Linked DNA regions of Homo sapiens: region 1 is linked to region 2. Evidence: chromatin loops called from intact Hi-C (ENCODE). Cell type or tissue: dorsolateral prefrontal cortex. All regions are shown on one strand. Links, peaks and the distances in the headings refer to the core of each region. The heading gives the core; the rest is flanking DNA.

Region 1 (5,383 bases), core at 184-5,183, 260 kb before region 2:
AAGATGATACAGAAGCACCTAAATCTGCAAGAGGCACTGACTACGGCTTCAAAGATGAAGTACAGCATAAAAGGAAGTAATAATATACACAATGGAAGCAAATTTAATCAAGCTACTGTCCGTACAATTGGTACAGCTAAAAAGTTTTCATTAATGGCTAATTCATAATGCTTTAAGAAGAGAAGGTACGTTTGGAGACAGCTTAAGAAAAGTCCCTCAGGGCCACTGTGTAAAGTTCATGGCAGCCCTGAGTCCTAAATGTCCATGTCACAAACACCATGGCAACAGACATTGTGTTCAAGGGCACAATGGTCTTTGCTGCTACTGTATTTCCTACATTCTTATATCCTGTGAAGTCTTTTCAATCTTTGCCACCATGGAGTTTTTCAAATTGTCTTTTGTTCTTTGTCTCTTTGTCTCTTTGTTCTTTGTCTCTTTGTTCCTTTCCACTATATGAATAGAGTGTAATACTATCAGTGCTTGGAAATAGTATGTTTTCCTCATAATCATGTTTTTGCCTTTGACAGGCAAGTTTTCTTTCTACTTTTGTGTCTTATAAGTAGCTTTATTTTCTGTTCATTTGTTTACTGATTGTGCAAGAGCATTAATGCTCCAGAAGAAAAATAAAACATTAGTTAATTGGCTATAAAATGAATAAAAATCAAATCAAGGTTATGCTCTTTTCTACGACATAAAAAATATAGTTTTGACAGATTTCAGAATTTTTAACCAAGATTTTTATTAAGAATAATATGTCTAGATACCTATAAAGTTAATATAACTTAAAATATATTATAGAAAATTTTAAGTAGTTGTTTTACTATAAAAGTAATACACAGCCACTTGACAGAAAAGTTGGAAGAGAAAACATTTTTATATTATAGGTAATTTTCTCTAAAAAAATTCTTATTAAAGTAAACATCTACAATAAAGCTTTCTAGATACAAACTTATATGTCTTAGTGGAAGGTCCATAATTATTGGCTAGTTTACAAGGAGAGAATTCTCTACCCTCCTCCTTTAAAAAAGAAAGGAAAAGGAAAGAAAAGAAAAATACTAGAAACTTGCAGGAAAAAGAAGAGTATGAGAAAAAGGATGCATAGGACATATCCCTCTGAACTACTGAAATCTTTAACAAGCAAGTAAAAGAGGATGATAGCTCTGCTTTGTTTTTAAAATGTTTAATTTAAAAATTGCATATAAAATTACATATATAATTATATGTGTGTATGTGTATATATTTTATATATATGTACTTATATATATACTTAATATACTTAATATATGTACTTATATATATACTTAATATATATAAAATTTATTACCCTAATCATAGCAACCATTCCTCCAATTTTTAAGTACCTTTGGAAAAAATTTTCTGTTTTCTGTCTTATGTCTTAATAAAAGTTGTTCGGCCAGACATGGTGGCTCACGCCTGTAATACTAGCACTTTGGGAGGCTGAAGCAGGTGGATCACGAGGTCAGGAGTTTGAGGCCAGCCTGGCCAATATGGTGAAACCCTGTCTCTACTGAAAATACAAAAATTAGCCAGGCATGGTGGCACATGCCTCTAGTCTCAGCTACTCGGGAGGCTGAGGTAGAAGAATCGCTTGAACCTGGGAGGTGGAGGTTGCAGTGAGCCGAGATCGTGCTACTGCACTCCAGCCTGAGTGACAAAGTGAGACTGCATCACAGAAAAAAAAAAAAAAAAGATGTTCAACACTTCATTTTGCATCATCTAAATTAAATTTAGGAAATCACAAAAATAATTACATGTCAATTTCACTTGAATTGGAGTGTACTACCACAATTTAAGTGATTTATCCAAGAACACAAAGCAATACTCTTACCTGAATGTTGTCATAGAAAAGAACATCAGGCACTTTCATTTTCTCATGTGCATTATAGATCGGTGCACTAACAGCACCAATCCTCAGAGTTCCAGATGTTACTTCACCTAAACATTTCACACAGGACGGATAATTATTCATAGCACTGTCCTCAGAGATGCCAAGCCACCCAACACAGAATGCAATACAGCTTCAGTAATATCTGTGGATTTTAATTTAACATCTAAAGAAATAAGCTGGAGAGTAGTAATAAAACACCACAGCTCTAGATACAAAATGCTTCAAAAGGTAACAAATTTTCTTTAAAACAATGTAGATAGAAAACAGTATATATATAATTGTGAGAAACTAAAAAAAAAAACAAAACAAAAAACCAGAATACAGTCAAGCCACCTTCACAAGCTTGTTTGGTCAGAAACTATAACACATACATAAGTTAAATACACCTAAATTCAAAAGCTCCAAAGTACCTTGAATATTATCTTTTAGTGTGCACCAATTTAGAAACCCCTTAAGATAATCTCCTATAGCTCTAGTCAAAAATACAGATGAACTAACCTACCACAGAACTCTTAAATTACTATTTTCAGCCAAGTGCAGTGGCACATGCCTGTCACCAGCATTTCAGGAGGCCAAGGCAGAAGGATCACTTGAGCCTAGGGGTTCAAGACCAGCCTGGGTAACACAGAGAGACCCTGTCTCTACAAAAAATTTTAAAAATTATCCAGGCCTGATGGCATACGCCTGTAGTCCCAGCTATTCAGGAGGCTGAGGCAGGAGGATTGCTTGAGCCTGGAGGTTGAGGCTACAGTGAGCCATGATTGCACCACTGTACTCCAGCCTGGGTAACAGAGTGCAACCTTGTCTCTCTCTCTCTCTCTCTCTTTATACATATACATATACATATATATATATATATATATATATATATATATACACACACATATATATATATATATATATATATACACACACACACACTAAAACATAACAAAATAAATATTTTAAAATTACTATTTTCGAGGTTGGTCCAGGAGGCCTATATTTTCAAATAATCACCCAGGTGATTTTCATACCCAGCCAGATTGGGAAACTGTCTTATGCAATTATTTTGTAATAATAATTATTATATTGTTCCTTATTTGCTTTAAATAGGTTGACCTAGAATACATTATTAGTTCCTGGAAGCCAGAAAACTAAGTAATAAAGCTCTTGAAATCAGGGAACATATCTGCTATGTATTCCCTACAGTAACCAGATATGCATGACATGTTCACTGACATGTTCCAAGTTCAATAATATTAATAACATTAATAGTAGTAGGTATTTTAGTAATACTAATGATTACAATGATAGAAGCTATCATTTATTAAGGACCTTCTATGTGCCAGATCCCAAGCTAAAGCTTCACCTCATTTTTTTCTCATATGACTTCATGCAATTCAAAGAGGAAAGAATAATGAGAATACTAAGAACATACACTATGTAATTTGCTCAAAATCACCCAGCTAATATGAGTAGAGCTTAAAACAATTTAGTCTAGTCTGACATTCTTTCTACCATATGGGATATATTTAATATTTTGACTCCAAATAACATTGCAACCTGTGGAAATACCTTAGCAAGCAAATATACAACGCCTTAAACAATTCACCCATCTTTTTTTTTTTCTACTTCAAGTAAGAAAATTACAGTTTGTTTCTCCACTAGAATGCGACTTTTGTGCTAAGCGTTTTGGAAGACAATGGAGAAAAGCAACTTTTGCTTCTATGGAGTGCTGTGAACAAATCTGAGCTAAAAATAATTGTCATCCTGTTTAATCACTGTGGAGTGCTACACATTTGACACAGCACAGTAGATCTTAACAGTAACTTCGCCCTTCAATAGATCCTTGCCATTTTCCTTTTGTTTACAAGTTCTACAGGGAAGGAAAACCATGAGCTGTAACACTGAGAGTTTACTATTTATTTACCACCATTAGGTCTCTGAAATAGACCCAGTATAAAACTGTAAAGGGAAAGAAAGAGCAGGGATATGGCAGTGAATCTACTATCTAGTTGCATGTTGAGATGACACACATAATTTCAGATTCAAACAGCATCTGATGCTATCTATGGTTTAGTTTACGGAATACATCCACTCAGCAGATTTACGGCTTAAGGACAAGTTTATTCACTCATCCAATGTTTATTGTTAAAATGTCAACCTCAAAAAGGGAAATGCACTCAGAGAATGGTGATGCTAGCACTTCTGTGGGAGAAAGTTGGCTAGCTATCTTCTAAGAAACCCACAGAATGGCATTATTTTGGTACATTTGTCAAGTTTCTCAGCCTAGTAGGCTGTAAACCTGATTTTGTCATCACAACTAAGGGCAAATCTAACTTTCAGGAGAATATTAAAGATACATATTCTGGTTTCTCTATATATATAATGATGTAAAATCAGAATTGCAAAATATTATATGACAACTGTAACTTTCACATGGACTATGATATACTGGTTGCCATAACCAGCATATTAATTGAAGGGAACCTGCATGGAAAGCCAGTACCTCATCAGAAGATTGTTGTGTGAACACGGAGAGTTAATTAAATGAATTCTTCATAAGAGAGATGGCCTTAAAGATGAATGGAACCAGACAAGTAAAAAGTCTCTTCACTTAGGCTCCTTATCCCCTACATGAGGCTTAGATGGGCACTGCTAACACTAGCCAGTAACCAAGACCAAACAATCGGCAGTCTGAATGACAGTCGTTCTTTGGATATTTAATAGACTCACTCAAATAATATTGAGAATACAATATTATTCCTTCTCTTTGAGTTGACTCTGCGTATCTGTATTCAGATCCCTCAGTATGCTGAGTTTATAATTTGACTCTAAAAAAAATCTTATTTCCTCAATACCAAATTCTTGTCTCAGTGCAGCCCTAATGATTAAAAGCATCTGCTACAAAGAAAGCCACAACAGTCCCTTTTAAAGAGTAGTCACACATTGGCTGCTTCAATAAAATAGGTATTTACATTTTTAAAAAATTGAAAATCTTTCATTGTGTTCTAATTGAAGAATAGAAAGCTTTTAAATGAAGAACTAAATCTCCCCGAAACTGAAAATTATATTTATGGCTATCCAGAAGAAAAGTACCACAAAAGACAATACAGGTGGAAATGGAATGAATAAGAGGGCATGCATATTCTGATTATTATTTTAGTTTGTATCAACCTAGGAAAGTTTCTCCAACATATCTTATAGGACATCGCTGACCCTCAAAATGTAAACATGCAAAGAAAACAGCATTCTAGATTCACTGGTGAAATACATTTGGAAAAAGTACATTTCTCAAAATTAGACAAGTTGATTTACAGCAGGAATTCTCAGAGTATCAATTAGTATCAATTGTGAGTCTTAAGGGTGAGGGGAATTGTATCTAGTATGTACTGAAATGAAGTAAATATTCTAAGATTTTACTTGTGTTTTTCAAACTTAAAAAAATCAGATTCATTTCTTCAAACTAATATATAAAACAAAGTAGATGAA
Region 2 (5,383 bases), core at 211-5,210:
TGTGAATGCATTTGACATGATGGCATGATTGAGGGCCCTGAAAAGATGCTGAAAGAACGAACCTGAAAGTCCAGGAGGGGGAGTAACCTGTGTAAAGCCAGTCACACTTGGACTGGAACTAGATGAAAATCGCTTACAATGCCAAGATGATCCGAAACGCTTTTTCAAAGGGCAGGAGGAGACTTGCTGTTTACTGAGTGCTCACTGAGAGCCAGCCCATGTCCTAATTTGAGTCTAGGGATAAAACTGGAAGACAGATCGACTCCTTAGCCGGTTCTTTCCATGAAAACGTTGATAATGAATTTAAAAAGCACGCCCTCAAGTTTAACCTCTCCTGTAGTTGGTAACCCATCTGCATTCTTTTGAACGTCACAAGGAAGAAACGGTGCCCGGCGCAGCTTGCCCTGGAGCGTAGCTGGAGTGCGGCTGAGTTTTCGCTCCGCTGAAGCCGGTTACTGTCCAGTGGGATTTCGCTCAAGCCTCAGCACCCCCAGGAGGGGAGGCGCCTGCAGCGCGGGCCGCCAGCGTTTGGAGGGAGGCGGGTGCGGGCTGCACCGGGAGACGGCGAGAGCGAGAGACAGGGGCGCTGGGAGGCGTCTCCCGGGACCCGCGTCTGCTCCCGTCGCCAGCGCGGTGGCCAGCCTAGCCCAGCCCAGCCCGGGCTTTCCTCGCCGCTCTCCGCGCGCCCGGCCCCGGGGGAGGCCGCTCCTTTCCGCGCGGCCGCCCGGTGCCCGTGACCACCCGGCGGCCGCTTTCGGTTCCGCGCCTTATAAGGCCTGACAGGGGGGTCACGTGTGTCCCGGGCCACCCGCCGGGAGGAGGGGCGGCGGGGGGGAGGGGCGGGTAGCGGGGAGGAAAAGGGGAGGGCGCCGGGGGCGGAGGAAGGAGCGAGGGGCGGATTCTGCGCCCGTGGGAGGCTGCGGCGGTGGCGGGGAGCGGACCGCTCGGAGCCGCGCAGGGGAGCGGGACCGTGGAGAAGGAGGAGGCGGCGGAGGAGGAAGGGACCGGCGCGGGGGCGGGAGAGCGCGGCGGAAGCCGGAGACGGCGGGTGGGCCGGTGGCTGGCCCCGGGCGGGGAGCCGGGGCGGCGGCGGCGGCGGCCGAGAGGGACCGCGGCGAGGGAAGCGCATCCAGGAGCCCCGGCGCAGCGGCGGCGGCGGGGACCCGGGTCTGCGCGCCCGGGCGGCCGGCGGGCGCGGGCTGGCGCGATGGAGCCTCAGCACGTGCGCCCCGCGCCCGGCGCCCGCAGCCCAGCGTGGGAGGAACCGGTGGGTACCGCGCCCGCGCCCACCCCCTCCCGCTTCTCCTTTGCTCCCCCCGCCCGGGCCGGGTTCCGTTCAGGAAATGGCCCGGGATGAGGTCCCCAGCTGCTTCCCAGCCGGGTTAGCGCTTCCTCCGCCGCCCGGGCTCCTCCTCGCGCGCCGCCTGGAGCGCCTTTGTCCGGCTGATCGAGGCTCTCCCCGAGGAACCGCTGGCAAACCGCTGGCGACGGCCCTGCGAGGACCGTTTCCCGGCTTCACCGACTCCTCAACTTTTCACTTGCTTTGAGACCGTGGAATGTAGGCGGGGGAGAGGAGAAGCCAGGCTGCGCGGTCAGCGTGGGGAGTCTGAGGAGCCCGGTTTTCCCTGTCGAGACCGCGCCCTGGTCGTCACCTGGGCGCGCAGGTTCCCGGGGACACGCGCCTGGAGAGGCTGAGCGCGGCGCGGAGCCCAGAACCACGCCTCCGACTCCTGCCAGCCGCTAAAGCTTGGGCGTCTGGAGGGTGCAACGGGTTTTGCCGGGGACGAAGCAGAAAGCTGACTTCGCTTTCGCCTGGGATTTCGCTGCACACGCAACGCGGAGGTTGAGTAATTTTAGGAACCAAGAGTAGTGTGTGTGCGTGTCTTAAGTGTGCGAGGATAAGGAGGAAGAGACCAGGGGGCTTTGGATTTGTTCCCTCAAACTCCCTCAACTTCCTTCTCTCTTCCGATTCAAACAGAACCGTCTCACATCCCTCCAGGGATTCCACCCCGGAATCCCCCTCTCACTCAGAGCTCTGGAAGCCTGTGTGGGCTGCCTTTTCCCTGGCGTCGAATTTTGACTCTCCACGCCCTGCCTCGATATTTGCTACTCCTTCTTGGTTGACATTGTGAGCCAGTCTGAAAAGCCCCGTCCGAAATTTCTGGCCTCACCCATGTTCCGGTCAACGTGTTCGGATGCTGTTTTCCCAGGGACTCTCCGAGTCTGCTCAGGCCGGCCCTCTGCCTGTTGAGAGCCGCTAGGTCAGGTGCCAGGGTTGGCTGTCCTTTTTCTTTTCTAGTATATACGCTCTCAGCTCCTTTGCCCAGAGTACCTCCTTTGCCCAGAGTACGTTTCTCGGCCTGATTCCTGACCTTTCAGAAGCGTCCTTCGACTCTGATCCCTCTGCATCTGCAGCTGTCTTTGCTTTCGTGAATTTGAACATGTCGTCAGGTTGCCCATCTGCTCTTGTTTCTTCCATTGTGGTTATCACAGGGGCTTAAGCTAGTCTCCAAATTAAAAATACAATCCAGTTTTGAAGTTTAAATCAAAGATCATTGAGAACTAAATTCAGTGACTTTACTTTTAAACTTTCCTGTAGGAACCTGCATACTTTAAGCCAACACCAATCACAATGGAAATATCCGGGTGTATGTGTTTTGCTTTAGGCTGCTGATGTCGGAACTACTTAACATTTAGAAAATTAGATAATTTTTTTTTCTTCTCAAAAGTGACAAGTAAAATGCTCATTTATTTTCCACAGAAAATATTCAGTTTCCAGTCTTAGCACTGGAGCCTCTAAAACTAGAGCCCTAACATAAATGTGTGAATGGACTACAATACTTTATTCAGACTGCAGAGCCATCTTTTAAAAATTAGGTTTATTTTCTTTAAACACTGAAGGCCTTTTCATTTGCTCTGCACCTATTTTCATTCCGCACCTATTATGTTCCGGGACTGTTGGATAGCAGTTACCAACAACAGAGAAACAGATCCTTGACCTCAGAAAGCTAACGTTCTTAACTAAACAGAATGTCTTGTTTCGTATATGTTAATGGTTTACAATCAGAAAGTCACAAAAAATACATTCAGAGATCATGGCTATGTGGCATAAAATAATACTTTTTACAAGCGACTTTATTCTAAACCCTGTGGTCGTACAGATATCACCAAGTCCATCGAAGAACTAATGAAGGGAATTTTCATTTAACTTCTTAAAAAAGACAATTTATCCAAATTACTAAAAAGTGGCATATAAAGATAAATGTGGGATACATTAGGGAAAAAAGTAGTGTTTAAATGTTAAACCTTTCAGGCATTTGGAGCAAGGGGAAAAGGGGGTGGAGAGACAGATTAAATATGTTTTGAAGGGACACAAAATCCATCAAAATTGGGGATTTGTGACCTTTTTTGGGGTCAGCAATCCCTTTAAGAATCTGATCAAAGCTATGGACCCTTTTTCCCTCAAACATGCACTTATGTGACATATATGTTACATACATATGCTTTATATATGTATTGATGTGTGTGTGTATATATATATGTAAAACATTTTAATACAATTTCAAGAGTACCACAGATTTCTTTAAGACCAATCTGTGGATCCTCAAAGACCTCAGGTTAGGAATACCTGCTTTGACTTGGACTCCATTTCAAAGTTTTTTTTTAATTTAAAAACTTTTTTGTTTTGTTTTTTTTGAGACAGGGGCTTGCTGTGTTGCCCAGGCTGGAGTGCAGTGGTATGATCGTAGCTCACTGCAGCCAGGAGGGATCCTCCCGTCTCAGCCTCCTGAGTAGCTAGGACTACAGGCACATGCCACCATGCTGGGCTCATTTTGGATTTTTTTTGTAGAGGTGGGATCTGCCCAGGCTGGTCTCAAACTTGTGGCCTTAAGAGATCCTCCTGACATGGCATCCCAAAGAGCTAGGATTACAGGTCAGAGTTATGTAAAATTTGCTTTTTAAATTCAAATATAGGCAACTTAATGCTTTACCATAAAAGTATGCTCATTTACATTTATGAAAAGGAATGTTCAATACTGAACAATATTGAATACGCTTAATATTCATTCTGTTCAATAATGAACAGATCCTGTTGCATTATCCCTTATGGGATAACATAAGGGCATGTACATATAACAATAGCATGCATGTAACCATTTACTCTCCTCATTGTTTGAGGCAGTGTCTCACTGTGTCACCCAGGCTGGAGTGCAGGGGCCTGATTCTCAGCTCACTGCAACCTTTGCCTCCTGGGCTCAAGCAATTCTCCTACCTCAGCCTCCCGAGTAGCTGGGACCTATAGGTGCTTGCCCCCATGCCGGGCTAATTTTGGCATTTTCTTGTATAGATGGGCGTGGTGGTGCGCACCTATAGTTCTAGATATGTTGCCCAGACTGGCCTTGAACTCCTGGGCTCAAGCGATCTGCCCACCTCAGCCTCCTAACGTGCTGGGATTACTGGCATGAGCCACTGCACCTGGCCTCTCCTCATTCATTTTTGATGGAACCTAAAACATGATGGTGTGATTCTGCGTGGAACTATTCAGGCAGAAGAGTAAACACAGTATCAGGAATTGATGCTGACAAACAGTAAAGAGAACAGCACTTCTTTCTTTTTTTTCTTTTTCTTCTTCTTTTTTTTTTGAGACAGACTCACTCTGTTGCCCAGGCTGGAGTGCAGTGGCGCCATCTTGGCTCACTGCAACCTCCGCCTCCTGGATTCTCCTGCCTCAGCCTCCCAAGTAGCTGGGATTACAGGCGCGTGCCACCATGCCTGGCTAATTCTTTGTATTTTTAGTAGACACGGGGTTTCACCTTGTTAGCCAGGATGGTCTCGATCTCCTGACCTCGTGATCCGTTCGCCTTGGCCTCCCAAAGTTTTGGGATTACAGGAGTGAGCCACTGCGCCCGCCCCAGCACTTCTTTCTTAAAACGCAGCCATGTTGAGCTGTTGCTGAACTTTACGACACGATTGGGAGATGAACTGAAGTTAGTTAAGCGAACCATTTAAATAAACGATCAGCCTTAGCATTCTGGGGAAGTCATTGGGCCTAAAGAAGATAAATTTTAGCATTCTAAGTTTCTGTGTATTTTCTTTAATGCTAGCTTTGAAATGCAATCAAATTTCAGTGGAAATAGAGGCATAAACTAAATTTCTAATCAATTAAAAAATACTTTAGTGGTGGGCATGGATGGGTAGAAAGATATTTAGCCAAACAAGCCTTACTGGGGGGAAAATAGGTAGTTAGAATTCTAGCCAACACTTCAAAAATGTGGAAGTATTTACAAAGTAGTCCTTAGTTGGGGGATGCTAGAGTACACTTATTAAAATTTGCTTTTGGTGCTGTGGCTCATGCCTGTAATCCCAACACTTTGGGAGGCCG

What was found. Hi-C counts contacts between places; a loop is a spot of excess contacts. Peaks named below come from ENCODE experiments on the same cell type or tissue, not always from the same donor. Only the 100,000 strongest peaks of a DNase experiment are listed, where the experiment ranks them.
Region 1: it touches region 2 in a loop (2.7-fold over the local background); 2 of 110 quality-filtered maps call a loop at or near these places.

What each region holds. Positions count from the first base shown.
Region 1 is chr13:41,781,946-41,787,328 of GRCh38, forward strand. It overlaps VWA8 (von Willebrand factor A domain containing 8), which reads right to left. Exons shown (of 45, transcript NM_015058.2): 19 at 1,850-1,956. Among named protein-coding and RNA genes, the nearest start is that of VWA8, 180 kb to the right of the region's middle. In dorsolateral prefrontal cortex, for the core only: no CTCF peak of the experiment used is centred there; no DNase peak of the experiment used is centred there; H3K4me3 peaks cover 1,113 bases; H3K27ac peaks cover 1,774 bases.
Region 2 is chr13:42,039,676-42,045,058 of GRCh38, forward strand. It overlaps a transcript of DGKH not described here. Among named protein-coding and RNA genes, the nearest start is that of DGKH, 6.3 kb to the right of the region's middle. RefSeq lists an enhancer at 130-299 and silencers at 450-1,009, 1,030-1,119, 1,310-1,419. In dorsolateral prefrontal cortex, for the core only: CTCF peaks have their summits at 637, 2,244 and 2,443; DNase peaks (open chromatin) are centred at 496, 816, 1,460 and 2,226; H3K4me3 peaks cover 2,696 bases; H3K27ac peaks cover 2,007 bases.